Linked DNA regions of Homo sapiens: regions 1 and 2 are each linked to region 3. A link is a contact called in ENCODE Hi-C or POLR2A ChIA-PET data. All regions are on one chromosome and are shown on one strand. The core of a region is the stretch at or near the end of the contact, and the rest is flanking DNA. Distances in the headings are between cores, read along the strand shown.

Region 1 (4,035 bases), core at 1,481-3,980, 640 kb after region 3:
CAATGAATTTTTGCTTACACGTTCTTTAATTTCTTTTAATTCCTTTTCCAGTAGAACTGGACCTGAGGCAGCTAGGAATAGGATGCATGTTTCTGACCCTGGCCAGGATCAGAAAGAAGGAAACCTCTCCTGAGGGTCTTCAGCAGTGGAAGAGGGCAGTCAGGACAGGGACAGTGAGGAAACGTTACATCGCTAAAAAGGGCTACTTATGCGTATTCTATGCGTGGTTGAAAATAAACAGCACTGTGTCTGGAATGAATTTGTAAAGTCTTCGGTGCCTTCTAACTCTGAGTAGTCACTAGGTCTCTCGGATTTCTGAAAAGTACTAGTCAGTGACAAGAAACATCCCTGTGTTTATTTAGTTTAATCCAAATCCTATAGAACTCACCGCAGGGATGCAGAGCCATAGGGAGTGTAATATCTTGGAACCATCCTAATGCCTGATCCCTGGGGCTAGGTGGATCTGACCCCTCCCCCTCCACCCAATCTCTCTCTCTTCCATTCGCCTTCCAAATTCATTTGAGTTCAAATGTATCTGATTAAATAATCCCAGGGAAAACTGTAGAAAGCTCTAGAATTTGGGGTTCAGGTACCCTGGAATAATCCTGGATTCCTTTGTATCCATCTGCAAACGCTGGGTACACTGTGTACCCCCGTCCAGGGGTCATGCCTCGCAGCCTCTTTCTTCTAAGGAGCTAGAGGCTTCCAAGCTCATGCCCTGACCGTGTGTTACGGGCTGAATTGTGTCTCCTTCCCCTACAAATGTGTATGTTGAAATCTTTGCCCTTAATACCTCAGATGTGACTGTATTTGGGGAGAAAGTCTTTAAACAGGTAATTGAGGGTGGGCCCTAATCTAGTCTTACTGGTGTTCTTATAAGAAGAGGAGATTAGGACACAGATACGTACAAAGGGAAGACCATGTGAAGACATAGGAGAAGCCATCTGCAAGCCAAGGAGAGAGGCCTCAGAAGAAAGCATCCCTGCCAGTGACTTGATCCAGCTTCTAGAACTGTGAGGAAATGAGTTTCTGTTGTTGAAGCCAACCAGTGTATGGTTCTTTGCTATGGCAGCCCTGGCAAGCTCACACACCATGCGTCTTACTGTGTTTGTGTTGCTGTAAAGGAATACCTGAGGGGGTGGGGGTAACGTATAAAGAAAACAGATCTTTTGGCTCACGGTTTTGCAGGCTGTACAAGAAGCATGGTGCTGGCATCTGCTTCTGGTGAGGGCCTCAGGCCGCTTCCATCCACAGTGGAAGGGGTAGGGGAGCTGGAGTGGGCAGGTCACATGGAGAGAGAGGAATTAAGAGAGGGGGTGGTGCCAGGCTCTTTTTTAACAATCAGATCTTGTGGCAGCTAATATTGATAGAACGAGAACTCACTCATCACTGTGGGGATGGCACCGAGCCGTTCATGAGGGATCCACCCCTATGACCCAAACACCTCCCACCAGGCCCCACCTCCAGTATTGGGGATCAAATCTCAGCATGAGGTTTGTGGGAACAAGTGTCTCAACTATAACACCATGTCTAGGAATGTTTCGTTAAGTGGGCAAAAGGGCTGTTAACCTGAAGGGAGCATTCTGTGGAAGGAGACAAGTCTTCCCTGACCCTCCTGATCTCCACTGAGTACCCACGTGATGTTCATCTCCACGAGTGTGACGGACATTACTGGAATGTTCAGGAAGATGATATGGAAAAGTCAGCATCAGAAGTATGCATCCTGGCTGGGCACAGTGGCTCATGCCTGTAATCCCAGCACATTGGGAAGCCCAGGCAGGCAGATCACCTGAGGTCAAGGGTTCGAGACCAGCCTGGCCAACATGGTGAAACACTGTCTCTACTAATAATACAAAAATGAGCCAGGCGTGGTGGTGGGTGCCTGTAATCCCAGCTACTCAGGAGGCTGAGGCAGAAGAATCACAAACCCAGGAGGCGGAGGTTGCAGTGAGCCAAGATCCCACACTGCACTCCAGCCTGGGCGACAGAGTGAGACTGTGTCTCAAAAAAAAAAAAAAAAAAAAAAAAAAGGTGGGCACCGTGGCTCACCTGTAATCCTAGCACTTTGGGAGGCCGAGGCGGGTGGATCACGAGATCAGGGGTTCAAGACCAGCCTGGCCAAGATGGTGAAACCCCGTCTCTACTAAAAATACAAAAAAAAAAAAAAGAAATTAGCCGGGCACGGTGGCAGGTGCCTGTAATCCCAGCTACTCGGGAGGCTGAGGCAGGAGAATCACTTGAACTCGGAGGGCGGAGGTTGCAGTGAGCCGAGATCACACCACTGCACTCCAGCCTGGGTGACAGAGTGAGACTCTGTCTCAAAAAAAAAAAAAAAGAAAAGAAAAGAAACATGCATCCTATTCCTAGCTGCCTCATGTCCAGTTCTATGAGATGGGAGTAGATGAATGGCTGTCCTGGTGTTGAAGTCCTTACATTTTACTTCTCTTTAAAAATGAAAACAAAAAAAAATGTCGCTTGTCAGACCACACAAAGCCACACAGGCTTATAACAGAGCTCAGGAATCTTCTGTCCTTTCCAGAGCAGGCACAGAGACACGTGGTCTTCAGCAGAGCCTATGGGGTTCAGATGATTCACATAAGAATAGAAGTTTCAGGGCTGGACCTGGGGAGGCAGCCTGAGCCTGAGCCGGCTGTCCTGAGCCTGAGTACTCTAGCTGCCTTGTCGTCATCGCATCTGGCTGCCATCCAGCGCCAGCACACAGTAATGAGTGGCCGAGCTTCCTCTGGGAGGGAGGAAACAGTTAAAATCTTGCAGCAGCTGCAATCATCTAGGCGTGGTTCTCTTGTCTGACTTGGGCTGCACAGATCCTGGGCCAAGGGACAGAAGAAAGACAGCCTAGGAGCAGAGCCTCCCAGATGGCTGAGTTGGATCTAATGGCTCCAGGGCCACTGCCCAGGGCCACTGCTCAGCCCCCAGCCCCTCTCAGCCCAGACTCTGGGTCACCCAGCCCAGATTCTGGGTCAGCCAGCCCAGTGGAAGAAGAGGACGTGGGCTCCTCGGAGAAGCTTGGCAGGGAGACGGAGGAACAGGACAGCGACTCTGCAGAGCAGGGGGATCCTGCTGGTGAGGGGAAAGAGGTCCTGTGTGACTTCTGCCTTGATGACACCAGAAGAGTGAAGGCAGTGAAGTCCTGTCTAACCTGCATGGTGAATTACTGTGAAGAGCACTTGCAGCCGCATCAGGTGAACATCAAACTGCAAAGCCACCTGCTGACCGAGCCAGTGAAGGACCACAACTGGCGATACTGCCCTGCCCACCACAGCCCACTGTCTGCCTTCTGCTGCCCTGATCAGCAGTGCATCTGCCAGGACTGTTGCCAGGAGCACAGTGGCCACACCATAGTCTCCCTGGATGCAGCCCGCAGGGACAAGGAGGTGAGTGCTTGGGGACCATTCATCCATTTGGGAGAGGGCGGTGGGGGATGGTGTGCCCAGCTGGCTGCAGCTGCTAGGTCCACTGACGCCACTACTATGCTCTGAGCATACCTGAAAAAGACTAGCTTCAGCGTCTGCCTGCTGGGTCAGTGTAAATATACATTGCACTTGGTTTTGGAAACTGTGTGGAGTAGGTTGCTCCGTCCCCATCTCTGTCCCACTGTCTCTGTGCGATCTCTGTCTGTGTCTGTCTCTCCTCCTTCTTGCTAGTTTCCTGCTGTGCCTTATACAGCTTTTGGTGATGTGTGTTTGGGTGGAGGGTGCAGAAGTTGTGGGGGCTTAGGGCGGTGATATGTCCCTGTGGCTGGATCTGCATGGCACATCCATTGTCAATTAATGAAATAAAACCTTGGCAGAAATTCAAGAGAAAAGAACAACTCTTTCTCCCAGTTTCTCTTTTTCTCAAACAAGAGACCAGTAGAATGGGCCCCTCTGGAGATAACAGGAAATCTAAGAGCTTGAAAAGTGCTAAGATAGCAGAGAATTTGAAACTTAGGTCCAGGTATAATGTCACAGGTGGCTTAGGGATAATAAAAGTTCCTCACCAGATGGAGGTATCAGGAGAGACTAAGAAACATCA
Region 2 (3,673 bases), core at 331-2,830, 680 kb before region 3:
TTTCTCGCTGTCATGAGGAGGCTCACGGAGGAGGAGAATTTCTGGGGGGTGGGTTAGGTGTGTGTTGTGCATTTAACTGACCCTGGCTGGTTACTCTCCAGAACGCTGCTGCCAGCTCCCTCCCTCCAGTGGGCCCTGAGTTCATGCTTCTGTAGATCACCCCCCTGCCCTTGATGTTACCAACTTTAAAACTTTGCAACCTGATGGCTGAAAGTTAGTTTTTCATTGTTCAGTTGTTTTTCTGATTTTTGGGAGACTGGACATTTTCCTGTGTTTGCTGACCGTCTGCATCTCCTCTCCTGCTCTGTGCACCATCACCCTGCTCCAGCTGCTTCCTGCAGCCTCCCTCCTTCCTCTCCACCTCTCCATGTCCTCCTCGTCCTTCAGTTTCTTCCTAAGGGCCCATGGGCTTTCTTTGGCTTTTACGTTCCTCTCACTCCGCCTTTGGCTGTTGCTGGGCCTCCCATCCCCTGGGAGGTTTCAGACGATGGGGAAGACACAGGAGTGCAGTCGCCATGCAGTGCAATACGGGCTGTAATGTTCCTCCTCCACGGCCTTTATTGAGGACTTACTGTGTGCCAAGAACCTGCTCTAAGAATGTAACTGTGCTCCCTCCCTCATTTCATGCTCATAACCGCCTGTGAGGCGGGCAATGTTCTCATCCTTTTTTTTTTTTTTTTTTTTGAGATGGCATCTCTGTTGCCCAGGCTGGAGTGCAATGGCACGATCTCGGCTCACTACAACCTCTGACTCCCAGGTTCATTCTCCTGCCACAGCCTCCCAAATAGATGGGACTACAGGCACGCGCCACCACACCCGGCTAATTTTTTGTATTTTTTTTTAGTAGAGATGGGGTTTCACCGTGTTGCCCAGGATGGTCTCGAACTCCTGAGCTCAGACAATCCACCTGCCTCGGCCTCCCAAAGTGCTAGGATTACAGGCGTGAGCCACCATGCCCGACCTCATCCTTGTTTTACACAGAGAACATGGAGGCACAGAAGAGTTCCATAAATTGCCACCAAGGCCTTCTGCTAGTATGCAGCAGAGTCAAGATTCAAACGCAGGCTGTCCGGTCCTGGGGTTCAGCCTCTCCAGTGCTCTGCTAGGTGTTGGAGAGGGTCAAGGAGATACAGAGAATGAGTACCACCTGACAGGCTGGGACAGTCAGGGATGGCTTCCTGGAGGAGGTGACACCTCAATGGAGCCTTGAAGGAAGAGCAGGAGGAGCCGACCAGGCAATGAATAGAATAAGTATACCCAGGAAGAGGGAAAGGCCTGAGTGATGCTGGGAGGGTGGAGAGCTGGCCTGGCTTGGGGTGTGTGCCGGCGGGCAGGAGATGAGGACCAAGGGATGGCCAAGGCCAGATCTAGAAGAGCCTGGGCCATCCCATAGTCAATACCTCATCGCAAGGCCCGGCAGGCCTTCCACTGCTCTGTGTGTACCCCATGGGACGCCAGGAGCCTGGGCCGCAGCCACCCACCTGGGCTCCTGAGACCCAATGCACAGGCATGGGGGCGGGAGTGGGTGTGGCTGATTTACATCCAACAGGTTGAGGGGAAAACCCAGGAAGTGCAGCCCAAGCACTAATCAAATCTAAGACTAGTAATAAGCATCCTGAGTAATGAGTGGCCTGGGCCGGAGCAGGCGAGGTGGCCGGAGCCGTGTGGACCAGGAGGAGCGCTGTGAGTAGCCGGGCAGGAGGGCAGGAGGGCAGGTGGGAGGTGTGAGGAGGGTTGGGCCTGAGTGCCGTGGGGGTTGCAAGGTCCAGCAGGTGCAAAGCCCACAGCAGATCCACACACTGGGGCAGTCCCAGCCTCCCCAAGCTCCTGCACATGGAGAGCCCCGAGTCTGGATGCCTCTGGGATGTGGGGCTTGCCTTCCGTGACAGAAGCCACTGAGGTTGCAGGGTTGGCCACACCGGCAGGAATTCCCTTTGTCACCATGGCCCCTGCACAGCCCCCATTTTCCCCCTTACATGCCCGCTGGACCATTTTAATGCTAATCTCAAATACCAGATTGTTTGAGTTGTGGAGACCACAGGATTTATTCCTTAAGAACACAAACCCTAAAAACAAAACAAAAAACTAAGCATCATACCTTCACCCCTGCTGAAACAACAATTCCTGAACATCATCACATAGCCCGCCAGGGTTCAAACTGTACCAACTGTCTCACCAATGTCTTTCTCAGTTGACTTGTTCAAATCAGCCTGTCCCACATTAGACTTTTGGCTATGTTTTAATCTATAACAGTTTCCACCCATTTTTTCTGTTATATATTTATATTTATATTTATCCTATAGCTTTCTTTTTTTTTGTTTTGTTGTTTTGTTTTTGTTTTTGTTTTTTGAGACAGAGTCTTGCTCTGTCACCCAGGTTGGAGTGCAATGGCATGATCTCGGCTTTCTGCAACCTCCGCCTCCCGGGTTCAAGCCATTCTCCTGCCTCAGCCTCCCGAGTGGCTGAGATTATAGGTGCCCACCACCACGCCCGGCTAATTTTTTGTATTTTTAGTAGAGATAGGCTTTCGCCACGTTGGCCAGGCTGATCTCAAACTCCTGACCTCAGGTGATCCACCTGCCTCAGCCTCCCAAAGTATTGGGATTACAGGCATGAGCCACGGCACCCGGCCCGTATAGCATTTTCATCAGGGTGGGTTTCTAAGGTTTTATGAAAGGGCCCCAGGTCCTTTAGTGCAGACAGAACCCATGGCCAGATGGACCCGGGGCACAGCCTAGATTCACAGCCTCTGCCTGCTGCTCTGTCCCACACCTCAGGCAGGGAGCAAATTTGTTCTTCAGTCCTTTTTTGTGTCCAGCCACCAAGTCCCCAGAATCTACACAGCCAGGGGCTCAAATATGTAAAGTTTCTGAGAGACTTGGACAAGGCAGTGACCAGAGGCTGCCTTAACACAGGATGAAATTGCCCAGTGCTCTGGGGCCACGAGTCAGGACCCAGCTAGAACTGTGACCTGGCAGTGGCAGAAGCTGTCTGGTGCTGCCGAATCAGCCCTGGCCGGTTGTCCACTGGCCCACTCTGGGACCTTGGCTGAGCCGCTTCCCCTCAGTGTAAAATGAAGAAGACTGTCTTTCCTACCAGACATCCCTCAAACACACAAAAGTGCTTTGATGAAACTACCAGACCCCCTCTTGGGGAGTCATGAGGAAAGGCTCTGAGAAGCCCTGCGGTTAAAAAACTGCCTTGACTTTCTTTAACCCAGTGTTTTTCAAACTAATCCGACCACAGAGCTCTTTCTTGGTGCAGCACCTGTTAACCGGCCAAGCCCGTGAGGAGGCACAAGCAGAGGGCTCTGAGAATCACCCTCCTTGGCTGCTCTCTGGTCTCGGGGTGCAGGAGAGAGTCTCCATCCTGCATCCAAATTTGTGGCGGCCCAGAGTCTGAGCCCAGCCCACACAGCTAGTGTCAGAGAGGTGTTCCCTTTCTTCCCTTTCCATCAACGAAGCTTCTCTCTCAAGCTTCTATTCTGCCTGGCTGGTGTCAGTCATGGGGTTTTCCTGCCCTCCTTTGGCACTTGATGATGGTTCTGGGATTTTATGTAGGTCCACATGGTGGTAGAGGAGGGGGCGGGGACAGGCCCTCTGGTCAGCTTGGCATCTGCTGTCTGGTCAGTCAGGCACTGTCTCTCTGTCAGGTCCAGTGGCTTTTGGTGGCT
Region 3 (3,961 bases), core at 902-3,401:
CCATCTCTACTAAAAACACAAAATTAGCCGGGCTTAGTGGTGGGCGCCTGTAATCCCAGCTACTTGGGAGGGTGAGGCAGGAGAATCGCTTTAACCCAGGAGGTGGAGGTTGCAGTGAGCCAAGATCGTGCCACTGCACTCCAGCCTGGACAACAAGAGCGAAACTCTGTCTTTAAAAAAAGAAAAGAAAAGTCTGGCATTGCCCTGCCTATGTGACATAGGCATGAACCAGGCAATGGATTTGCTCCAGCAAAAGACAGGTATTCTGGCGCAATTCCCTTGCTACTTATGACTTTTCAAATCCAGACCTTTGCAGCTCTACAGGGAATGGTCATAAAGTTACTGAGCTTAGAGTTCCTAGAAACTTCCTTTCATTTTAAGCAAGGTCCTTTGTGACTTTTACTGCAATTTTAATCAAAGAGTATGGAAATTTCTCGGATGCTGATGTGCGTGGGTAAGTTTGCAAAGATGTAAAGCTGAGTTAAGTCTGCCTAAAACAGATGGATATGGAGGACTGAAGCCAAGTTTCCAGCCAGGTTTTATCCAAGTAAAGGAGAGATGACAAATCTGAAGAATGGAGTTGGATGAGATAGCATCATATACTGCTGGTGCAGGACGAAGATAACTAGAGATTGCATCAGGCAGTTGCTGAATCCTCCTTTGTTGACATACTGCTCTCCTTTCAGAATTCTAGTCCATAGGGTTTATCTCACCTGGCCCTCTCAGCTCAGAAATGATAAAAGGCAAGCTGTGAAATATCTGGTAAGGTTGTACCTTGCACCTAAACCTTCGAATACAGAGACCTGTGGTCTTTGCACTCCATCACTTTACATCTCAAATCAGAATTCCAGTCCATACAGTTTATCTCACCTGACCTTCTCAGCTCAAAAATTATAAAAGACAAGCTCTGAAATATCCGGTAAGGTTGTACCTTGCACCTAGACCTTTGAATACAGAGACCTGTGGTCTTTGCACTCCATCACTTTACATCTCAAATCAGTCAGGTGGTGTTTCCTGATAAGAAGCCAGCAAAAGAGAACTGAGAATAAAAGGCAAAACTTTCAAGATGGTTCACAGGGGAAATCTAGGACTACTTAAAACATTAAAGAGACCTATTAAAGAATTTTTAGCTAGGTGTGGTGGCTCACGCCTGTAATCCCAGCACTTTGGGAGGCTGAGGTGGGCGGATCACCTGAGGTCAGGAGTTTGAGGCCAGCCTGACCAACATGGAGAAACCCTGTGTCTACTAAAACTACAAAATTAGCCGGGCACAGTGGTGCGTGCCTGTAATCCCAGCTACTCAGGAGGCTGAGGCAGGAGGATTGCTTGAACCTAGGAGGCAGAGGTTGCGGTGAGCCAAGATCGCGCCATTGCACTCCAGCCTGGGCAACAAGAGCGAAACTCCGGTTTCAAAAAAAAAGAAAAAGAAAAAAAAGAAAAGAAAAAAAGAATAATAGTAATAGGCTGGACGCAGTGGCTCACGCCTGTAATCCCAGCACTTTGGGAGGCCAAGGCGGGTGGATCACGAGGTCAGGAGTTCAAGACCAGTCTGGCCAACACGGAGAAACCCCATCTCTACTAAAAATACAAAAATTAGCTGGGCGTGGTGGCAGGCACCTGTAATCCCAGCTACTCGGGAGGCTGAGGCAGGAGAATAGCCTCAACCTGGGAGGTGGGGGCTGCAGTGAGCCGAGACTGAGCCACTGTACTCCAACCTGGGCAACAAGAGTGAGACTTCGTCTCGAAAGAAAGAAAGAGAAAGAAAGGAAGGAAGGAAGGAAGGAAAGAAAACAGGTAATTTAGAAAAGAAGAAATGCAAACGGCCAACATATATTCCTTCTGCTTCTCAGAAAGAATCAAATAAATGCAAAATTAAAGCAAGATGTCTGTGTTGGAGAAAGACACAGAGAAAGGGGCACTGTTATGTACTGCTGTTATGAGTTTAAATTGCTACATCTCAAGAAGAAGGTAACTTGCCTATATGTGAATATCTGTGCCCTTTGACCCTGTGTTTCTAGAAATCTAACCTAAGGAAATAATTAGAGAAGCCTAAAGGCCAACGTCAGCTCAGGCAGAGAGATATCACTTTCACCGCAATTGGAGTGGAAAGAGGTCGGCAGTTCTGTTGCTCTGCACCAGGGAGCAATTTCTCTAACTTCCTGAATTGTGGCTTATGAAATATGCTAAAGATAACACAAGAGTTTTTTTGGGCATGTTCAGAGTAAGAGCAAAGAAAGCACAGATACACCCACGGTAAGGAATGTCAACGTATAACAGGACAAAAAAACCCTAGTCACTAAACTTTAATTTTGCTTCTGACTTCTCAGTCAAAAAGAATGAGACTTAGACGAAAGAGGAACAGAAATATATTTAGAGGAATTGAATTTTGAAAACAAAAATAAGTCTGTGAGAGAACTTCTTAAAGGGCTCTGAATGTATTCGAGTCTCAGCTCCCCTAGGAAGAAGGCTTAGTGTGTACTTTATTGGGGACTGTGACCCCAGGAGCAGAAGCCACTGACAGATGGAGAAGGCAGGGAAGCAGGGATGCTCTACTGATGTGGCCCTACTTATGGGCACTGGCTGTGTGTTCCCACAGGACTGTCTGAAAGTTGTAAGAAAATCATCTTACAACTGTCCATCTTCCCAGGAAGATAAAGAAGGAAGTATTTATCTCCATAGGCTGTTAGCTCTCTAATCTTTCAGAGTTGAGCCCGCTTGGGGACCCCCGGGCAATCGCAAGCCCTGGGGCAGACAGCAGGAGGAGCAGTGTGGGCCTGAGGCGAGAGGCTGTGAGCTGGAACCAGCCTGCGGCTTCTCGGTGCCTGCGCAGCCATGGCTGGAGAAAGGCATCTGGAGGGGTCCCCAGGGACCCACACCACCAGAGCGGGGCTCCGAGAGAATGAAATCATTGTACATTTAAGTGATCTGGACTAAGCACACACTATGTGCCAAACAGAGGGCTGAGTTTTAGGGATATAAACATGAATACAAGTCATGGTCCCTTCCCTTAGGAAGCTTAGGGCCAATGAGGCAGAGGTTCGGACTGCTGCAGGATGAGCAGTTTGCTGCGGGAAGGAGAGATGGGCAGGGGAAGAGGTGAGGAATCCAGGCAGGTTCGGGGTACCATCAGTCAGTGGCTATTGAAGCACATGAGGCACCTCATTAACATGATGGCATTGCGCGTCTGGCTCTGAGGAGAGACTACTATTTTGGAAGCTAAGAACACAACAGAAGAAGCCAACTCTTGCCAGTCTTTTAAGTGTGACTCGTAGAAGCCCGACGACTCCTTCCCTGGGGTGTATTTAGCAAACACAGTGTTAATACCTCTGGAAAAGGCCCCAAACTCGAAGTCCCGCCCTAGACCTTAATGTTCAGGAAACAAGCCAGGCTAAAAGCGTTCATTAAAATAACGTTGTGGTTTTTTCCCCCACTGGCTGAATATCCTCAAACAGTGACCTTTCCTACACATTCTAATGAGTCACACTGGCCGGCACATTTTAGTCGGGAGAGTCATGGAAACCCTTTGTGAAAATCTGTGGGGTTGTGGGTCCGTTCAGTCACCAGGTGCTGGTGAGGGAAGCCCCCCTTCTTTCCTCTCCCCAGCTAAGCAAGCCCAGGGGCCCAGGTCTTTCTCCCCCAGACCCAGCCCTGCTCAGAGCAGGAGACTTCGCAGCCTCCGCTGCTGGAACTCAAGCAGGGTTGGGTAACAGCTTATCTCTGAAAACCGAGTCCCACTTTTGCACACTGCACTCTGAACTTTAATACAGACGGAGGCGGCTCACACGCCCTTATTTGGTCTTGTGGCTTGTACAGCGCAAGCCGGAAGGTTCAGCCACCCCTCCACCCACCTCTGGCCCATCTCTAAACTCGATCATTTCCTTTGTCATCCAAAGCGAGCAAAGGTCAGTAGAGTTCAGAGCTAACCTTAAGGCTAGCCAAGGACGTGGAAGCCTAACCTGGG

Evidence for each region. A loop is a pair of places that touch in the nucleus more often than their neighbours do. ChIA-PET counts read pairs that join two places held with the same protein, here RNA polymerase II (POLR2A). Pooled maps may share reads with other maps.
Region 1: a pooled map shows a loop between it and region 3 (2.5-fold over the local background). The contact joins two enhancer-like sites. A Hi-C loop is called at or near these places in 1 of 168 maps with a recorded cell type or tissue (PC-9) and 2 of 50 pooled maps. POLR2A ChIA-PET finds 5 or more read pairs at or near these places in 1 of 52 experiments (activated T-cell).
Region 2: a loop to region 3 is called in a map with no recorded cell type, with 8 times the contacts of the local background. The contact joins the promoter of TNFRSF13B here to the enhancer-like site in region 3. A Hi-C loop is called at or near these places in 12 of 37 single-sample maps with no recorded cell type and 6 of 50 pooled maps.

What each region holds. Positions count from the first base shown.
Region 1 is chr17:15,650,451-15,654,485 of GRCh38, reverse strand. It overlaps TRIM16 (tripartite motif containing 16), which reads left to right. Exons shown (of 12, transcript NM_001348119.1): 7 at 2,540-3,395. The coding sequence starts at 2,877. Among named protein-coding and RNA genes, the nearest start is that of TRIM16, 32 kb to the left of the region's middle. RefSeq lists an enhancer at 2,628-3,577. Within about 2 kb of position 2,730, at least 31 of the 41 ENCODE cell types and tissues checked have a DNase peak (open chromatin) inside an H3K27ac peak, as active enhancers do; they include PC-9, where a contact is called at or near this core.
Region 2 is chr17:16,970,025-16,973,697 of GRCh38, reverse strand. It overlaps TNFRSF13B (TNF receptor superfamily member 13B), which reads left to right and starts at 1,580. Exons shown (of 5, transcript NM_012452.3): 1 at 1,580-1,683. The coding sequence starts at 1,623. RefSeq lists an enhancer at 1-148.
Region 3 is chr17:16,286,006-16,289,966 of GRCh38, reverse strand. The region is part of intron 2 of PIGL (phosphatidylinositol glycan anchor biosynthesis class L); the gene reads right to left. Among named protein-coding and RNA genes, the nearest start is that of MIR1288, 6.0 kb to the right of the region's middle. RefSeq lists enhancers at 1,641-1,690, 1,711-1,760, 2,021-2,150, 3,678-3,961, 3,235-3,961. Within about 2 kb of position 2,151, at least 26 of the 41 ENCODE cell types and tissues checked have a DNase peak (open chromatin) inside an H3K27ac peak, as active enhancers do; they include PC-9, where a contact is called at or near this core.